Linked DNA regions of Mus musculus: region 1 is linked to region 2. The links are chromatin loops, found by intact Hi-C in ENCODE. Cell type or tissue: heart. All regions are shown on one strand. Links, peaks and the distances in the headings refer to the core of each region. The heading gives the core; the rest is flanking DNA. Region 1 holds the start of Tm9sf2 (transmembrane 9 superfamily member 2). Region 2 holds the start of Ubac2 (ubiquitin associated domain containing 2).

Evidence for each region. Peaks named below come from ENCODE experiments on the same cell type or tissue, not always from the same donor. Only the 100,000 strongest peaks of a DNase experiment are listed, where the experiment ranks them.
Region 1: it touches region 2 in a loop (6-fold over the local background); 6 of 42 quality-filtered maps call a loop at or near these places.

The regions. Positions count from the first base shown.
Region 1 is chr14:122,105,508-122,109,892 of GRCm38, reverse strand. It overlaps Tm9sf2 (transmembrane 9 superfamily member 2), which reads right to left and starts at 2,811. Exons shown (of 17, transcript NM_080556.3): 1 at 2,458-2,811. The coding sequence starts at 2,625. It overlaps A330035P11Rik (RIKEN cDNA A330035P11 gene), which reads left to right and starts at 2,919. Exons shown (of 4, transcript NR_015586.3): 1 at 2,919-4,109. In heart, for the core only: a CTCF peak has its summit at 2,211; a DNase peak (open chromatin) is centred at 2,842; H3K4me3 peaks cover 2,906 bases; H3K27ac peaks cover 1,966 bases.
Region 2 is chr14:121,876,650-121,881,034 of GRCm38, reverse strand. It overlaps Ubac2 (ubiquitin associated domain containing 2), which reads right to left and starts at 2,429. Exons shown (of 9, transcript NM_026861.2): 1 at 2,261-2,429. The coding sequence starts at 2,291. 1810041H14Rik (RIKEN cDNA 1810041H14 gene) reads left to right here and starts at 1,627. Exons shown (of 2, transcript NR_130999.1): 1 at 1,627-1,827; 2 at 4,024-4,176. In heart, for the core only: a CTCF peak has its summit at 2,380; a DNase peak (open chromatin) is centred at 2,484; H3K4me3 peaks cover 2,259 bases; H3K27ac peaks cover 1,760 bases.

The sequences.
Region 1 (4,385 bases), core at 75-4,074, 230 kb before region 2:
AAGGCTGGCCATAAACTAAAGAGATAAACCTGCCTCTGTCTTTGAGTGTTGGGATTAAAGGTGTACCCAGACACCAAAGGCTTATACAACAATTTTAAGGAAACAAAATAGTGAAATCATCAGGCAATCCATACCAAGTTAATGTGGGATGAGGACTTCATAGCAGAAGCTATAAGACTATGCGGTGCTGCACACATTGCATTGAGCTACACCTGCTTCATTCTGCACTCAACCAGTAAAAGACAGTGTTTCTCCTAAGAAATCTGAAATACCTTTCAAGGGAAACACATAAGCAAACATAATTATTCCTGTGTTATAGAGGTGGGGAAAGAACCAGAAATCATATCAACAGCATCAAGGACCTCTCTGCTCACTCTTGTCCCCTCAGGAAATATGGAGTGGTATGTTTATGTTCTCCTGTCCCCAGTTCCTGTATTGAAAAAGTAGACCCTTAGGCAATGGTACTATGAAGGAAAGCCTTTTAGGGATGACCAAGTCCTGGGGACAGAGTTCTCATGAATGGTTTAGTGTTCTCAAAAAATAGGCTAAAGAAGCTCTTTCATCCCTCCCACCACATGAGGCATACATACACATGGACGAGGAAGAAAATGAATCCTCACCAGACCCTAAATCTGTGAGCACCTAAAACTTTGATTTCTCAGCCTCCCAAACTGTGAGGTAAATTTCTGTTTGGAAAAGAGGGAAGGGATGTTTGTAAAGTTACCATCTTGACCGCAGGAATAAAAATTTAAACTGTTTACTAAGCAGAATAGCTCCCTACTGAGAGAAAAGGGAAGATGTCTAAGTCTCCACGCCAGCTAGTTAGAGAAGAGCCTAGGGACATTTGCCCTCTTCCTACTGCTAACGGAGTAGCTGAGAACAAGGACAGCAAGCCAACATCCAGAATATGATCTGTCTTGCCTGTTTCATCCCCACACCTATCTAAGTCAAACCCTCAAAGGATCAGAAACTTCAAAAGGACACTTAAAGACCTTGTGAGACAACACAAATCACCCACAAATCCACTCACACTTCTCTCTAAAGTCCGTGTCCAGTGTCACATCTCTGCTGCTTCTCCAGAAGACTCTAATCCACAAACATTTCCTCATCTATGCTCTCTAGGTATGTGGACCATACCTTTCGTAACATCAGATTTTATTAATAAGCCTCTGTTCTCCAGTGGCTGATGGAGGAGCCAGGAATGTATTTCTCTAAGAAATTACGAATACAACACACATTCACTGTTCATTTACAGACCAAGTACTTGTTTATAAAGGTTGGCTTCTGAAATATTTAACAGAAAAATTCAGTGTGCCTGTAAGACTGGATCTCACTTTAGGTCAGAACTCTCTAGAAGGAGGCAGAAGTTCCTGCTTTTCCGGGTACCACAGTTAATGGACTGTGTGCCTGGGTGAATCTTACCGATTGGTAGGCATTATTGAACCCTCTACGACTTACGTGTCATAGATACACGTTTGTTTCTTTCTAAAACTGTAGTGACCATGTTAACGCCACACAGGATAGCCCACAAACCTAAAGAGAAGCTGCAAAATGCCATGAAAACTTTAATAGCCTCCCTAATACTCTAAAACAACCTCAAAATTCACAACTGTGGTATAGCTAAGAGTCATAAAATAAACACCAGCTTAAAATTTTAGTAAATAAAAAGTGTAAACGTTTTCTTAACCATTATTTGAAGTATTAAAATTAACGGTTTCTGAGAGGCCCTGGATCCTCCAAATGGTTAAGTTTTAGTAACTTTACGAAATAATGGTGTATTGTGATGCTCTACACCTGATACCTAAAAGCTGCTTTCAGCTGGTAAACTGAAAAACGTGTGGGCGGATGGCCTACGAAACCAACATTTTCAAGGCAGGTTCTTTCTCCCGCTCTCTGCTGCTTTTTAAGTGTTTAAAGCCATCGCGGAGAAACCCATTTGGGGGTCTCTTAAAAATTTTATAGCTTAAAAAAAAATTTAAAGGCCAGGGACTAAACTTAACTACAACTAGTCTTTATTAACGCGGTTTTCAAGGAGGGTTAGAATGCGTCACAATCCACAGGTTAAATGATCAACTAGTATTCTTGAAGTTCGGTATCAAAGTCCTAGAGAGAATAAGCCGTCATGACCAGGAGTTCTAGGAAAGTGCAATAAAACAGTGAGCTACGAAATTAAGTTACTGGAAGTTGTCGCTCGGCTGGGAGCGCCCCGTGTGGGCATCGGGTCACCGCGTACCTGCGTGCAGGCCAGTCCAAGGGCGCTCCGCAAGCCGCCGGGGTCCGGGCAAAGCGCCCCGAGCTGCAGCGACGAGCCCGCGGGGACCACCCGGGGTCCGCAGGCCCCCGTCCCGTCGCGGCTCGAAATGCGACCCCACCCACAGCTACGCCCCTTCCCGCTCCTTGACCCCGCTCCTAGACCCCGCTCCCACCGCGGCGCGCAGCCCGACAGGCCTCCCCCACCTTGCACTCGTTGCTCTTCTCTTCGGCGCAGAAGTTGACCGGCGCCAGGCCGGGCAGGTAGAAGGCGCTTCCCGGGCGCGGGCCTGGGACCGTCCCTAGCAGGAGCAGCGACAGCAGCAGCAACCTGGAGCCTTGCGCTGGCGGCGACGCTGGCGGCCTGGAGCTCATGCCGGCGGCTGTGAGAGGCGAGCGGCCGAGCCGAGGGGGACGGCGAGGAAGGAGGGGTCCGGGGCGCTCGGAGATCACCTCAAGGCCCGAGCGCAGAGAAGGCCGGCCCGCAACGGCTAGTTCCGGTTACGCTAGGAGACACCGCGGGCCCCGCGACAGAAACCGAAGCGGGCCTCCACGGAGCATGCGCGGGGCCGCACGCACATGCTCAGTGCCGGCGCCGCAAGCGCAGCGGGCTCTTTCCGGGCGGGGCGGCCAAGAGATCCGCGTTCCGGGATCTGGGTGACTTCCGCCTGCGCGCTTCCGGCACCCACAGTCGGGTTCCAGGTTCCACCGTGGCGCTCCAGAGCGCCGCGCTTCTCGGGCGCACCTCTTCTCTGCCCTCTGTCACCTCATACCCGTCAGTCCGCTCAGGACTGATGAACCAAGTACTTTCTGATGGAGACCGAGTTGGTCGATGAGGCAGAGCTCAGGGGTTACCTAGTTGGGGCCAGGGTAAGGGAACAAATGGAAAGAGCGGTTCGTAAATCTTTAAACAGCTCTTAGAGGTTATTTGCAAGAATAATTCCTAAGCATCGGAAATGCTGGGACATTCTTGTGTGGGAGAAGTGTGCACACAACAAACATATCTTTCAGAAAGTCGAAATGAGATAGATGAGAGAGGGTAGTAAATATAAAGTAGCAATGGCAGGTTGCAATGAAGATACCGGGGCTTAGTTAAGCAAAGCAGTCGTGTTAAGGAAGACTATTACGGCATTATTACTCTTCGACAAGGTGCATAGCTTTTCCCATTGATAATGGGAAATGGTTATGTCTCTGTGTTAGTGCGCAAGCATTATGCTCAAGGAGGAGAAAAGTTTAGCATAAAAAGCCCATGGAGTTTTAGACTTCAACCGAATTCTTCCCCAAGTGCATCATCTTAGAATATAAAACACAGTCCTGGATGACTGTAACCCCCAAATTCAAGAAAAGGCAAATTCAGAAAATAGGTAAATTCAAAAAAGTTTGTAGTCTCATGCTATTAAATTTTTTCTGTGTGCTCATATATTGCTCCCTTCCCCAAAGTTTACAACTAACCAGATTTTCAATGGCTCTAGCACCTACAGAAAGAACTACTGACATACCTAAAAAGAGCTTTAACATCAAAGGTAATTTGTACTGGCTGAGCGTCCTGGCTTTGGAACATTGTGATCTAGCGATGTGCCTCTGGGCATGGGTTCATCACTGGAGAAATGAAAGTTAGAAGAGAAGACAAGGGTGCTCACCCTCTCAAAGAGTGGTAAAGATTAAGTTAAAAAATACTATATCACAAAAAAATAGGTGATATAGTAGTTGTCCCAGGCGGTCCTGACCACTTTTATAACAAAAGGAGGCGTGTCCATCAGCGCACACCATCTCAAATACATGCACATACTGAACTTTGGGCTAAGTCAAGACAACGCCCTTTGTCGAAAAAGGAAGCAGCTGTCTCCAAATATAAAGAGGTAGGATTAACACCCCCCACACACCTTACCTATTTTTCTGATAATACCAAACTAGACCTTCACTGCCGTAGCTCCCGCTCCAACCTTGCCATTACTACTTTTTTCTACCTGTGACAATCTCACTGTCCATAGCTGGCATGCTGCTCGCTGTGCCACTGAGTTCTTTTGGTGGTCTCTAGGCTCCTACCTACCACGCTAGGCCACTCTGTAGGTCTCCCCAGCTTCTACTTGTGCTAAGAGGGATAATGTAGAATGTAGGTGTCCCCCATTTCCACC
Region 2 (4,385 bases), core at 112-4,111:
CCTCTGAGGGTGCTTGCTTCTTCCTCAGGATCAGACCTTTGACCTAACCACGGAGCCACACAGCTGCCTACCTAAAAGGACATCACTCAGCGGAGTAGCTATGTAGGAGAAAACACTGAAGCAAGAAAAGTCATTACAAGCCGGGAGGTGGTGGCGCACGCCTTTAATCACAGAACTTGGGAGGCAGAGGCAGGTGGATCTCTTGAGTTTGAGGCCAGCCTGGTCTACAGAGTGAGTTCCAGGACAGCCAGGGCTACACAGAGAAACCCTGTCTTGAAAAAAAAAGAAAAAGAAAACAAAACAAAACAAAAGGAAAGAAAAAGAAAAAGTCATTACATTCAGGAACGGCCAAATGACTGATCTAGGGAGAACCACCACTAAGCTCTATTGTCAAAATCAGAAACATTGAACCTAAGACTTGCCTAACACCGTGTTTCCAAAACCAAACAGTTCACAGGTCCTGGATGCTTGTCAAATGCACACCTAAAGCATGACCTAAGCCATCCCAGTAACTCCTCCGCTCTGAACACCGGCTCGAGGGAGCTCAAGAGGGACCTATAACCTCAGCTTTCCCTAGGCTACAGTTGGCCCTGAGAACACACCTGTTCAACACGCACCCATGCCAGCTATAACAAATGATTACCTTTCTTAAAGCTGTGCTACAAATGCGACTACAACCTAATCCATACTGTGCTGCCCTCGATCAGATTTCTCCCGTGTGCATATGTGTGCGCACGTGTGTGTGCACGTGTATACCTGTGTGCATGCTGATATTGGGATGTCTTTCTGAATCACTCCACTTTTTTTGACACAGTAAACTGGCTGGCCAGCAAAGCCCTGGGGAATCTCCTGCCTCCACCTCTCACTGGTGAGTTATAGACACACACTGCATGCCTTAGCTTTTACATGGGTATTGAGAATTAGAACTCAGATATTCATGCCTGCAGGACAAGCTTCATAACCACTGAGCCATGTCCCCAGACTGTCACTTTTTAACTTTTACATGTTTGGTACAAAAGGGTGCCTCAAGATGCTGAGAACAACTAAAATCGAAGAAATCTGCTGTTGACAGATCCACCCACATAGTGTAACCCTAGGAAAGCCACACTACCTTATTCATCCAAACAGTAGTTTGAAGACCAACTCACTAGTAGTTCTGATGGATTCTGGGGCCAATACGTCAACGTTTCCATAACTTAAATTAGGTACTAAATATGGAGATCATAAACAACATTAAACCTACTTCAAAGCCTGAGATTACGGTGAGAGGTGAGGACGACTTTAAATTATGTCGCTGGCTCTGACAGTCAGCTCTCAGACTATGTAACAGGAGTGTTCTTTGAAAGGCTCATGACGTTCACAACAGAATGTACCATCTGGAGATGCCAGGCACTTCTGTGCTCTAGCAACATTAACTTCACACGCAGAGATGGGAAATACCGACAGAGAAAGAAACTGCGAACTGCGGCTTGTTCAAACAGTTTGCTGTTAGTGTATCAATGCCTAATCTCAACACTGTTTAGTTAAGAGTCCACTCTCTAAAGTCAACTCAACATAATGTCGTGGGGGGGGGGGGTGCCTGGAGGTTGAATAAACTTCTCCGCCCTCTACCTGCTGACCACCGCAGACACTCCTGGAGAGTGCAGCGGCATCCAGAAGCAAAGCTTGCATTCTCTTGCCAAGTGACTTCCTAACTTCACTGAAAAGCGCTCACTTTTTCAGCTCGCAAAAACTCTTCAAGGACAACGGGTAAGATGTACGTGGAAGTTAATATTGAGGGGGCAGATTCTGGAGCGGAGGATGAAATTCACACGTTCCAGGAATCAGGTGGGTCCCAAAGAAGCCTGTATGAATGAAGGGGGAGAGGGAACCGAGCAGGGTTCCAGCGTCGCCCCCACGGGAACATCTTCCAGCCCCGCACTCGAGTCGCCAAGTGCGTGCGTGGGCCCGGGCCACGAGATGAGCGGGGCACCCGGCTGGACCCTAACTGCCCAGCCCACCTGCAGCAGGGCAGGAGCTGCTGCGCACCTTGTGGGAGACGCCGGGAGCGGAATGGACGTGGCACCCCCTCGGCCCTCGGGGCTATGGTGGGTGCGGCGCCCGCTGCCCCCTAAGAGCAAGAACTGACAAGGCTCGGGCGCGGGAGGCAAGGGGCCCCCAGCCTCCTGCAACCCCGAGTCCCCCGCTGCCCCGAGCCGGGTCCGGGAAGAGCTCGGAATGGAGCGAAGGGCGGCCCAAGGATGAGGGAACCGGTACTCACAAAGCCCACTGGAGCCGGTGCTGGTGAACATGGTCCCGCCGGGCCCGGAGCCCCCGCGGGGCGTCAGGGGGAGGGGAGGCAGAGGTGGAGAGCCCCCAGCGACCGCGCAGGCGCACTGTCAACCAGCGAGCGAAGTCGGCCCGGCGAGGCGCTCCGGAGCCGCCAGGAAGAAGGCGCATGCGCAGCCCGTGGGGCGTGCACACTCGGCCAGAGCCCGCCCCTTCCTTCCCAGAGAGGAAGTGCGTAGGTGCGGGCGAGCCGGATGGTAGCTGCTTCCGGTAGTTCGGGGCGGGTTTGGCGCATGCCAGAATTCCCAGTACAGAACCTTACGGCGTGAAGCGCCGTGAGCGAGCCGGTTCTTCCGCCACAGAACACCAGGCCTTTCTCGAGACCTCTGACCTTTCACTGGGCGAGACGGCCGCGAGTCCCACGCATGCTCAGTACTTCCGTGTGGGCCTTGGCGCTCAGTGAACAGTCTGCTTCCGGTGACCCACCAAGCACCTGGGGTTGCTGGGGTGAGGGTGGACAAGACGGCTAGTAGAAGAAAAAGTTTTAAAAATACACTTAGCTTTCTGTTCCGGGCAGTGGTGGCGCACGCCTTTAATCCCAGCACTTGGGAGGTTGAGTTCGAGGCCAGCCAGGTCTTAGAGAGTGAGTTCCAGGACAGCCAGGGCTTGGGGGGGGGGGGGGGGACTGTATGTTCATCCAGTTGAGTTATTTCGCAGGAAAATTATTTCCTTATGATCTTCGCAGAAGCTGATTCCCACAAAATCTGTAGCCCACTTAAGACTGGTTCTCAAACTATGGGGTCCCTGGGAGCACTGAAGGGTGTTCAGAAGACCCGGCCGATTTTTGTAGTAATGCTAAAACGTGTATTTTTCCTTTCCCGTTCTTTTTCATCCATGAGTAGTAAGGTTTTCCAATTAACCAGCGCCTGATAAACCAACTGGAACTGCAGGACGACCAAGTGCGTGTTAAGGCAGATCCCCAGTTGCAAGTAATCTAGAAGCCACCATTTAAACTTTGACATTTTATGGAGGGAAAAATGCCATTTAATCTAAGTGCTTGCTTTTCTAATTCCAGACCTACTCTGGGTGAGCTTTTCTTCATATACTTCATCCAAAACATCACAACAAACTAAAAAGAGAGAAGTGCGCAGGGAATCCCCACAGGGTATTGAGCCAGGCATTAAAAGCATTCTTCCTTAAAATGGTTTGCCTAGGAAAGTACCCGGTGTCAAAACTGAATGGTTGAATTTGGACATTTTTGCCTGATTCATCTAAGAAATGGCCCTATAGTGGTTAAATACATAGAAACGAGGGGGATAGTGTAGATTTAAGGAAAGCTTCAAAGTCACATTATGTCTCTTAAATTACTGTTTTGAAATTTAATCCTGTCTACTTAAGTCCTATATATTATAGATAGTAACCACTTATGGTAAACTAATATAAACTATAAAAGGTTATTATCTAATCAGGGTTAGAGAGGAAGAAATGAAGTAAATTCCTCATTCCGTTGAACATTAGTATGTTTGGAAGATCTGAAATCTGAAAAGATAGAAAGCTGTGAGATGAACAGTAGTCAGAAGTTTTGTAGCAGTTGCACATACTGACTGATATCAACATGAAAACTCAATCGTCACAAATTCAGGGCTCATAGGAAATGAAAACACTTGAGTGGAAATATACCAAAAATGAAGTGGTCAAAACTTGAAACTCTTGAAAATTATTCCACAGGAAACACTTTTTTTTTTCCTCTTCCAGTATCGTGAACATCAGTGCAGCAGTTCTGGTCACCTGGATTTATAAACACCAAGAAGTAGCAACAGCCAGTGTGCAAGTCACTGACAACCCAAGTCACCAAAAATCTTACTGAGAACCCATTAGCTCCTTGAATTAAAGATTATTTTGTGAAAAGAGGCTTGATCGTCTTGTTCTGCACCTGAAATAAAGCATTTCCCATTCTGTTGTTTTAAAATATTTACTCTGTAACAAGTGTACATAATTTTGTTTTTATAATAAAAAAGTAGTGATACCAAAATATGGGACAACTTAGATATATATTTTACCTATGTCAGAAGTGTTAAGCGAAGGGATTAAGTTGCACGCAGGGTTAATATTGAAGA